2 separate regions of the Homo sapiens genome follow, and region 2 is linked to region 1. The links are chromatin loops, found by intact Hi-C in ENCODE. Cell type or tissue: endothelial cell of umbilical vein. All regions are shown on one strand. Each heading gives the region's core, and the rest is flanking DNA. Links, peaks and the distances in the headings are about the cores only.

Region 1 (5,370 bases), core at 253-5,252:
TACCCAGCCCCTCTTCAAAGCTCCAGTTTAAATAAACCTCTGACAAAAGGGTGAGTTATTCAACAGATTACCAGCATGAGTAACTGATGCTTACCTGCCGGGGATCTCTGGAAGACCATGCATGGCACATGCCCAGTTATGCCTGCAAAGGAGAGGGAGCTGGGGTATTTGTCCACCAGCTCCCATCTGTCATTGGCTGAGAGCTGCTTCCAGGAGCATTAATTCTCCAGCACTTCCAGCTACTCCAGGAAAAAAAAAATTCTTCAACTGAGAGTTGGAGGTGTTGAGAGACTCTGGCACACCAAGAAGACAGGAACAGGACACCAACAGTGGCTGATGATACACTGCCAAGGTCACACAGCTAGTTAGCAACAGATCTATAGTGGAATCCAGACAGTGTCTCCATCACCCAGGCTCTCTGTAGTGATCTGCGCTTCACATCCGAGGCAGGCAGAGGGATGGTGTGGGCCTTAGATGGGAAGGCTGGGAACCTGAAGCTCCTATGTCTGTATCACTTTTGCTTCTCTGAGTAGCTGCCCTGATTTCACACTTGAGGGGCTTGGCCATTTTAGATTCCTTCCTGCTCTAGGAGCCTACATACTACACTGGAAATGATGGGGAGCTCTCTACCTCACATGCAGCCTGATGTTTGTTAGAAACACCTCCTTGCGCCAGGCATGATGGCTCATGGCTGTAATCCCAGCAATTTGGGAGGCTGAGGCGGGTGTATCACTTGAGGTGAGGAGTTCAAGACCAGCCTGGCCAATATGGTGAAACCCTATCTCTACCAAAAAATAAAAAATTAGCCGGGTGTGGTGGTGGGTGCCTGTAATCTCAGCTACTTGGGAGGCTGAGTTGGTAGAATTGCTTCAACCTGGGACGCGGAGGTTGCAGTGAGCTGAGATTGTGCCATTGCACTCCAGCTTGGATGACAGAGTGAGACCCTGTCTCAGGAAAAAAAAAAAAAAACAAAAAAAACCTTGTTCTAAGCCAAAATCAATCCCTTTAGCTGCCCAAATCACACAGTTTACAGATGGAGAAACAGTTTTAGAGAGGAAAAGGGACTTGCCCAAAGTCACCCAGAGAATGGCAGAGCCTGAACTAGCCTTCTGGACTTCTTGCCTCCAAAAGCTCTTTATAATAAAATATAATTTTAAATAAAAATAGTTATCTGTTTAGGGCCAAGCAATATGCTAAGTGCCGTCCAGCCACTGTGTCATTTACGTCTCCAAACAGCTCTAGTTGGGAGGCTCAATGATTATCCCAATTTTACAGATAAGGAAACAGGTCCAGAGAGGTTGAGGATTAGCCTAGAACCACACAGCTAGGAAATCCTGGAGCCAGGATTTGAACCCGGGTCTGACCTAAGAGCTCCCAGCCGCCGTGATATATCAGCTTATGTCATCCTGACACCTACGCAGATGTCGGCTCGAATCCACTTTGCCTGAGCATTGTCTCAGAGAAATCTAATTTAAAAATTAGGCAGCAAATAGAAAATATATTTGACTGCTAGAGATGCAATGGGACTGGGAGCCCAACAAAGGATCTTAGGCAAAAGAAATCCAAGTTGTTGGCCTCAGCAACTATTACTGAACTGGCTGGGCTTTGGGAAGCTACAGAGGGATGAGAAGACCTGGTGGATCAGGTGGGCCCAACTCAGGCTGGCCCCCACCCTGCAGGAAGTAGGAAAAGTCCAGGGTCATAGGCCCAGTGAGATGCCGGCTGCGGGAGTTTCAGCCTCCGGGGCTGGACCAGAGGGCAGGAGGGGACGCCCCTGGGTAGCAGCGCCAGAGTGGGCTGAGTGGCCTGGGCCCCTGCGGGGGAGCTTTCAGAGATGTTGATTTGGGGGTACTCCCTCAGCCCTGCCTTTACACAGAATTTGTGGGGGATGAGGGGAGGGGGAAAGGGGGGAGGAAGGCAGTGAGTGCATCTGAATTTTTTTTTTTTTTTTACAAAAAGTGGCTTATTGCATTTTTCTGATTACTCTATCAGCACGTGCAGACCTTTTCCTATTCAGAGAAAGCCTGAAGATATAAAGAGGAAAGTGAAGAAAAACCACCGGAAATCCCATCCCCGCCCCAGCATCTGGCACTGTGTGGGCGATCACGAAATGAGCGCTTGTTTTTGAAGGCGTAGTATCTCCGTGAACATCCGGTTGAACAACCTTTCTGACTTTATTTTTCCCACGAAAGTTATTAATTAAAAAACAAAAAGCAAAACACCGAAAAAACAAAAAACCCAGCAAGTGTTTGAGCTCCCACCACGAGGGAGGCCTGACGTCACTGGATCCTCCCGGCAGCCGATGAGGCTGCATGGGACTTGCCCACGATGTGCTGTTACCGAGTGGCATAGCCAGGCTTCAAACCAGAGTCCTAGCTAACCGCCCTGTATATACCATGGGCTCATCATCTTCCCTGGTTCCAGCTCAGAACAGAGACTCAGAGGAACAAGGGCTCTGCGCTCACCCTGCCTGGTTAGGTCCAGCCTTTCCAATTCCAAGCTGTGTGACCATGGGAAAAGTGTTTGCCCACTCTGGGCCTAAATTTCCTCCTTGGTAAAAGGCACACAAGAGCAGTACTCTGCACGCCACAGTGGTGGGGTGAGCAGCAGATGACGTGGTGGGTGGAGGCCAGGTGACACCAGGCTGCTCTCAAGCTTAACTTGCCTGTGATGGTGGCGGGACCGTGTCAGTTCTTCCACCAAATCCCACCTGTTTCCACGACGTTTATTGACAAGTCAGGGGCACCGCCCCGGGTGGAGGGGGTGTGAAGAGGAAGTCAGCTCCCTGGTCCCTGCTGCCCTCTGGTGACCACATCAGCATCAGCACCTGCTCCATCCCAGCAGCTCCAGGTCCAGGCCGTGCCCAGAAAACTTGGCCTGGGAGATTCCCCACCCGCCCTGCCCCGATCCCACCTCTCTTCCATCTCTGCATTTTCCAGAAATTCCCCCAGCACCAGACAAAAGAGCCTAATGTCCATTAGATATGCTGTGTGGCGCCAGGCCAGCGTGTAACCTCTCTGTGCTTGATTCGTTATCTGTAAAATGGGAATCATTATAATATCTGCCTCATGTAGCTATTGTGAGAATTAAATATGTTAGTACCTGTGAGGTCCTTAGAACTATGCCTGCGGCTGGGCACAGTGGCTCACGCCTGTAATCCCAGCACTATGGGAGGCCAAGGTGGGCAGATTGCCTGAGGTAGGCGTTTGAGACCAGCCTGGCCAACATGGTGAAACCCTGTCTCTATTAAAAATACAAAAATCAGCCAGACATGGTGGCGGGTGCCTGTAATCCCAGCTACTCGGGAGGATGAGGCAGGAGAATTGCCTGAACCCAGGAGGCAGAGGTTGCAGCAAGCGGAGATTGTGCCACTGCACTCCAGCCTGGGCAACAAGTGGGACTCTGTCTCAAAAAAAAAGAACTATGCCTGCAAATAGTTAATGCCTTAAAAGTATTTGCTAACATTCTTCTTCTTCTTCTTTTTTTTTTTTTTTTGAGACAGGGTCTTTCTCTGTCACCCAGGCTGGAGCGCAGTGGCCCAATCCCGGCTCACTGCAGCCTTGAACACCTGGGCTCATGTGATTCTCCCACTTCAGCCTCTCAAGTAGCTGTGACCACAGGTGCACACACCACTAAGCCTGGCTAATTTGTTTTTTAATTTTTTGTAGAGACAGGGAATCACTATGTTGCCTAGGCTAGTCCCAGACTCCTAGGGTTCAAGCAATCCATCCACCTCGGCCTCCCAAAGTGCTAGGATTACAGATGTGAGCCACCATGCCTAGTCTGCTAACATTATCCTTAATATTACACTGAATATGTCTGTGGATTTTGTGGGAGGTGAGGGTATAAAACATAATTAGAGGAAATAATGACATTCTAAATTTAATTTGACTTTATTACAAAAAGGGCAGAATGGAGCAACAGTAATCCAGGACAAAAAATTGTCCCAATCCCATCATTCAACCCACTTGTGTTTGTATCTGTTTGTGCCACTTCTGTGTGTTGTTTACATGCAGAGTCAGTGTTTGCGTATTTGCGGTTTTATATCATTCATTTCTCATCATACATACATATATTTATATTCCTGACATTTTTCTAGGGAATATCTTTATATTCCTGACATTTTTCTCTTTTTCCCTTATGTTCTTCCATACCGGGACTTATAGGACCTTGCCCAGACTCAACTTCCCTCTTCCCCATGGACCCAAGTTGCTGAGCTTCCAACAGGTGTTTACAGCAAAGGAGAATGAGACAGAGAGAAGCAGAGATGCAGAGAGAAAGACAGACAGAGAAGACTAAACTGATTGATCCCAACTCCATTATGATATCTGACTCCAACCACAGAATGACCCTGATCCAGCCACAGACTGACTTCTGATCCTGGCCACAGTCCACCTCCTGTCCTCAGCCACAGAACAGCTCTGACTCAAGCCAGGAACTGAGTCCCGACCCATGTTACTGACTTACTCATGATCCTGGTTGCAGGCTGGCCCCAGCCACATGCTGACCCCTGACCCTCACCACAGATGGATCTTTGATCCCAGCTATAGGCTGATCTCTGATTCTGGCTGCCCTGAACCACCACTCCTATATACTGATGACCCACCTTAGCGTGATCCCACCCAGGAACTGGCATTTCCTGGGACAGGCTCTTGGCCACCTGCTGCTCTGCCCTGGGCACACCAGGCCCTACGCATCCTCCCCCTTCCACCACCATCCATGATTTCCTGATTTCTAGCAGCAAATTTAGCTTGAGTTGGTCAACATAGCTGGGCTGCCTGACCTTCCTCTCTGCCATGGAACCACAGAGCAAGTCAGCAGTTCTCCTTCCTAATCAAAAAGCAGCATGGAGGAGAAGGCTCCTTTGCCACCTTCCTTTCTGCTTTGGATGGTGCTTTTGCAATCATGAGGAGACAAGCCTGGAGATGAAAGGAGGCATTCTGAATATGGTGGAGTGGAAGAAGAAGAAGGCCTGCCTGGGGCTTTGATTACATCACCAAGTGATCAAACCAACCTTAAATTCTTAAATAAACTGTAAGTGTGCTTTTCTTTAAACCACTGTGAGTTTTCTTTTGCAGTCATAAAGCAACCTTAAAAATTGTAGTAGGTACAATAATGAACCCCCCAAGATGTCCATGTCCCAATCCCTGGAACCTGTGAACATGTTACATTACATGGCAAGGGGGGGATTAAGGTTACAGATGGAAGCAGGGTTGCTAATCAACTGAACCTGAGATGTAGAGGGAGATTATCCTTAATTATCCAGACAGGCCCAATATAATCCCAAGGATCTTCATAAGTGAGAGATGCAGGAGAAGCCAAGTCAGAGAGAGATTTCAAAATATTATGCTGCTGGCTTTGAAGATGGAG
Region 2 (5,370 bases), core at 98-5,097, 54 kb before region 1:
AACTCAGAAACACAGACAGGACAAAGGCAGCTTGCAGGGCTGAACTGCCTGGGATGAAGCATCAACCGTGTGGGTGTGCGGATGTGTGAGTAATGAGTGTGAGGGAGTATGAGTGTGGACGGGAGTGGAAGTCACACCTAATCCAGAGGATTCCTATTCCTCCTGAAACCCAAGCTTCCAGGAAAGCCCTTCCTGTGGCCTTCTCTCCCTAGTCCTCTTAGCGTCTGCCTGGGCTGCCCCCAGTACGGGGTTTATTACACTCAATTGCTTACATCTGTTCACTTCAATTGCTTACGTCTGCTCACTTGTCAGTGCCCCAACCAGGTCCTCAGGGCTAGGAAGCAGGGGCTGGATCTATTTCTTGCTCTCCCTAGCCCCCAGCTCACGACTTGGCATATGGAGGCATCCACAAACAGATGCCGAAGGATGGGAGTTTTTCCACACTCCCACGCCACCTCCAGGTATTTGCTCATGCTGTCCCTTCCACCTGCATGTTTTTCTGCATTGATTCAGGCACTGGTCAGAGGTCACCTCCTCCAGGAAGCCATCCCTGACCCCAGGGAACTGACTTATCTTTACTGTCACTTCCGGGGGTGGGTTGGTGGCTGTCTTGCTCACTTGGTTGTAAGGTCTCAGAGGGCAGGGATTGTGTCTGTTTCATGTCTTCAGGTCTGCGTCATCAGCGCTTGTCACAAGGTTAGACACACAGTAGGACCAAGACAGACCAAGTACATGAAAGAATGATTGACATATGGGCCAGGCGTGGTGGCTCACACCTGTAATCCCAGCACTTCGGGAGGCAGAGGCAGGCAGATCACCTGAGGTCAGGAGTTTGATACCAGCCTGGCCAACATAGTGAAACCTCATGTCTACTAAAAATACAAAAATGAGCCGGACGTGGTGGTGCACGCTTGTAATTCCAGCTACTCAGGAGGCTGAGGCAGGAGAATTGCTTGAACTCAGGAAGTGGAGGTTGCAGTGAGCTGAGATCACCCACTGCACTCCAGCCTAGGCAATGGAATGAGACCCCATCTTCAAAAAAAAAAAAAGAATGATTGACGTGCAGTGGCCCCTGCCCTGGGAAGCCAACCCTCACCCTCCACCACAGCACTTGATCCCATTGGGCAGTCCTTGGCTTCCACCCTCAAACTGAGAGCTCCTTGAGGGCAGCAGGGGGTCAAATTACTCTCTGGGTTCTCAGCACTGCCCAGTGTGAGTCCAAATATCTCCCACCTCCCCTGTCTCCGCTCTTTCCTCACTCAGGGCTCCACAGCCATGCCGGCCTTCAGCAATTCCTCCTGCAGGCTGAGCTGGTTCCCACAGGGCCTTTGCACTAGCTCTTCCCTCTCCCTACACAAGTCTTCCCCCATAGGCTCTTCAGAGTCTCAGCTCAAATGGCCTCTACTCAAAAAGCCTCTTCCAGACCACCTGCCCCACTGGTCTAAGAGGTCCCTACTTTCTTCTTGGGCCCTCCTGACCTGAAATACTTTGTTGAGTGTTTTCCCCCCAGTCATCTGGCTGCATCCGGGTTCTTATGGTGTCCAGACGTTAATGGTCTATGGGGCCTGTGTTCGAATCCCAGCTCCACCCCTGCTCCTGCTTACCTGCAGAGTGATTCTGAGTTTCTTTCTTTTCTTTTTTAAAATTTTATAAATGTCAATTTTTGTAGATAGGGGTCTCGCTAACAGGGTTGCCCAGGCTGGTCTCGAACTATGGGGTTCAAGTGATCCTCCCGCCTCAGCTTCCCAAAGTGCTGGGATTACAGGCATGAGCCACTTTGCCCAACCCATTTTGAATTTCTTAAGGACTCTGTGCCTCAGTTTCCTGATTTGTAAAACCGGTGATAGTATCACTCCCTTATAGGGTAGTTGCCAGGATTGAACGAGTTAACATTTGCAGTGCCCGACAGATTGTACTAGTTACTGATTGAAGGGCTGTTTTACTATCCAAATGTGGCTGGAGTAGGAGTTGGGTAAACATTTATTGAAGAATGTGCAACCACTCTCACTTGGAAGCCGGGCTGTTAGGAAGGGGAGGAGGATTCCAGTCGCCCAGCCCTCCCCCACCAAACGCAACTGCCCCGGCGCAAAAGAGGCCGCGGAGGCCAGGCAGGAGCAGGTCCTGGAGGCCTGGTCGGCGTGGGCGTTTTATTCCGAGACCAAGGGGATCCACTGCAGAGTTCTCCGCTGGGCGTGACCTCGGGCTACGGCGTGGGAGGAAGCGCGCGGCAAGACACCCAGCGAGGTGCTGGGGTCGCCCCCAGGAGAGGACGGCGGCTCGGACTGTCCGGCGGCGGCGGCGGGGACAGCGACAGGGGCGCGAGGTGGCCGGGACCCGGGCCGGGCGCGCCGGGCGGGGCGGCGCATGCAAATCTGCCGGGCGCCGGGGCGGGGAGCAGGAAGCCGGGGCGGGCTGGGTCTCCGCGCCCAGGAAAGCCCCGCGCGGCGCGGGCCAGGGAAGGGCCACCCAGGGGTCCCCCACTTCCCGCTTGGGCGCCCGGACGGCGAATGGAGCAGGGGCGCGCAGGTAGGATCCGGGGCCCGCGCGCGGATCGGGTTGCGAAGGTATCGCCCGGGCACGCCGGCTGAGGGCGTTCGGGAAGGGCTCGGCCGCCGGCGGGGACCACGGGGACCACCCCGACTCCGAGCGGGGCCCGAGCCCGCGACTCTCGGTGCGCGCGGAGCAGCGCCCGGTTCCGTCCTTGCCGCCGAACGGCAGCGGAGGCGCGAGGCCCGGGGTACGTGGACACCCAGCGCTCCCCAAAGCCGGTGCTGGCAGTGAGACCTCCGCCGGGACGGCCTGCGGGGGTGGGGGGCTTGGGGTTAGGCTGTCGGAGGCCACGCAGCCCCTCTTCTCCGGGCAGTGGCGCCCAGCCCTGCGCTCAGGAAGTCAGTGAGGACTTCGGAGAGAGAAAGGGTGGGGAAAGTTCTGAGAACTGTAAATTTGAGTAGTAGGTCAGTGAATCGGGGCGGTCTCCGCCTCCGAATATCAGATGGACCCAATAATCGCGATCATTGACTGGGACTTGTTTTACTGAAAGGATGCCAAGTGAAACCTCCCACTAACTTCTCTGTGGCCGGTGCTGTGCGTCATGGACATTGTACAGATGAGGTCACCAAGACCCCAGCCGCTTTAGTAACTTGCCCTAAGGTGCCGCCCACTTGGGAGTCCGTGGGGCAGCAGGACTAGAGCCCAGGCAATCCCACGCCAGAGCCAGCTGCTCTCCATCTCTCAATCACGTTTGAGGAGCCCCCACAATAACCAGAATCTCCGGGAGATTTGCTTAAAATGCAGATTCCCAGGTCCTTGCCCTGAGATTCAGATTCAGTAAACCCAGGAATCTGATCTTTATTTTATTTTTAAAAATTTATTTTATAAAGATGGTGTCTCACTATGTTGTCCAGGCTGGCCTCAAGTGATCCTCCCACCTCGGCCTCCCAAAATGCTGGGATGACAGGTGTGAGCCACTGAGCCCTGATTTTTTTTTTAAACAAAATCTGGATTTCTTAGACTTAAGCAAGATAGGGGACCACTAGTTTGTCTGCTTCTGGGGTTCAAGGAATGCCCCCAGGCCAGCGCTAACCCTGCTCCAGTTCTAGTCTCTCCCCTTCCCCAGCCCTCTGGGAGGCATGACCCACTGCACTTCCCTGCCCCCAGTAGCCTATGAGGAGCCCAAGGCATTTGCTGGGACCTCAGTGCCTTTATCAAAATCCCAAAGTCCAATGGGGAAACAGGCTCAGGTGTAGGTTTGGCCAGGGTGTCCTGCACATTAGGGCATTCCAGGGTCCTGCAGGGGTTTCTTAGAACTCGGCTAGCCCAGCCCATGAATGGGAGGTGACCTGCTAAGCCACTCATTCACTCACTAGCACTCATTCAGCTCCTGCGAGGCCCTGGGTGGTGTTCTGGGCACTGGTGCTTGCCTCAAGGAGCACCCCCTCTGCAGGAAGACAGACGTGAGGGCTGGGAGGGTGCGGATGCACCAGCGGCTGCAGGACCACAAGCCAGAGGGGATCAGCTCTTCAAAGGTCACTGGGCCAGGCTTCCCAGCACCCAGGGACCCTGAGCTAGCCTTGTGAGTAGAGCAGGGGAGTCTGGCAGGTAGAGGATGGGAGGTAAAGGGAGGCACAGAGTGGGCGGAGGCTGGGAAGTGTGAAAGGGCACTGTGTACAGAACCTAGGGAGTAAGCAGAAGCCAGAGATGGATGGAAAGTTGGGCTGGGCTGCATTGTGGAAAGCCTTGAATGCCATGCCAAGGAACTTGGGCCAGTGTATTCACCTTGGCTTGAGTTGTAAAAGCAACAATGCAGATTCCTGGGCCCCACCCTGGGCCTCTGGATCTGAATCTGGAGGGAGACGCTGGGGAGGCAGCAGGGAGGAAAACCTGCAGTCACTCACCCCATTTACAACACATGCAGTTACCGGCAGGTCCGAGATAACCTAAGGGTTTCCAAATGCTAGGAAGTGACTCAATGACTGATATGTTTAATACAATACAATCCCGGTTGCAAAATGCCCAGGGCAAGGGTGGGGGTGTTCAGTTTTCTAATGCTCCCAGTTCAAAAAGGAGCTGAAATGAATTGTCAAAGAAGTGACAAGCTGGGCGCAGTGACTCACACCTGTAATCCCAGCACTTTGGGAGGCTGAGAGAGGATCGCTTGAACCCAGGAGTTTGAGACCAGCCTGGGCAACATAGTGAGATCCTGTTCCTACAAAAAAAATTTAAAAACTTAGCCAGGCGTGGTAGCAGGTGCCTCTAGCCCCAGCTATTTGGGAGGCTGAGGTGGGAGGATGGCTTGAGCCCAGGTGGTCAAGGCTGCAGTGAACTATGATTGTGCCACTGCACTGTAGCCTGGGTGACAGAGCGAGACTCTGTCTCAAAATAAACAAATACATAAATACATGAGAAGAGAGAACCTTTTCTACCTCCCCCATCTCCCTGCCCTCTTCCACCCACCCCATCTGGGACGATGGAGGAGAGCGTTTGGGATTAGATGCCCCACCTCTCGACTGCCCTCACTGGTACCTGGGAGTGAGGCCAGGACAGAAGCCGCCTAAGTACTGTTCTTCCTCACATTTGTAAAAGTGAACTTTCTTGAGGGTTGATGACATGTTTTATAAGCTACTTCACACAATGTCCAACACCCAGTGGGTCCACAATCAATGTATATGTCTGTTGTTACCTGTCAAAACGTATAGCTGGGGAGTGACAGTATGGACTTGAGCCAGATCACCCAGTGCAAATGCTGGCTTTGCTGCTTACTGTGTAACTGACTTCCCAGAGCCTCAGTTTCTGCATTTATGAGATTATAGTGACTATGCCATTGTAGTGATGACTAAATGAGTTAATATATGTCAAGCATACAAAACAGTA

The links. Hi-C counts contacts between places; a loop is a spot of excess contacts. Peaks named below come from ENCODE experiments on the same cell type or tissue, not always from the same donor. Only the 100,000 strongest peaks of a DNase experiment are listed, where the experiment ranks them.
Region 2: a loop joins it to region 1, with 5 times the contacts of the local background. A loop is called at or near these places in 35 of 110 quality-filtered maps.

What each region holds. Positions count from the first base shown.
Region 1 is chr16:27,365,509-27,370,878 of GRCh38, forward strand. No RefSeq gene overlaps it. Among named protein-coding and RNA genes, the nearest start is that of IL21R, 34 kb to the right of the region's middle. RefSeq lists enhancers at 1-749, 2,123-2,182, 2,213-2,292 and a silencer at 4,306-4,506. In endothelial cell of umbilical vein, for the core only: a CTCF peak has its summit at 2,765 (motif pointing left); DNase peaks (open chromatin) are centred at 2,203 and 2,713; H3K27ac peaks cover 1,847 bases.
Region 2 is chr16:27,311,495-27,316,864 of GRCh38, forward strand. IL4R (interleukin 4 receptor) reads left to right here and starts at 2,480. Exons shown (of 11, transcript NM_000418.4): 1 at 2,480-2,526. RefSeq lists enhancers at 1-870, 1,693-2,423 and silencers at 2,201-2,500, 2,521-2,730, 3,171-3,220. In endothelial cell of umbilical vein, for the core only: no CTCF peak of the experiment used is centred there; DNase peaks (open chromatin) are centred at 1,997, 3,057, 3,937 and 4,467; H3K4me3 peaks cover 2,500 bases; H3K27ac peaks cover 3,381 bases.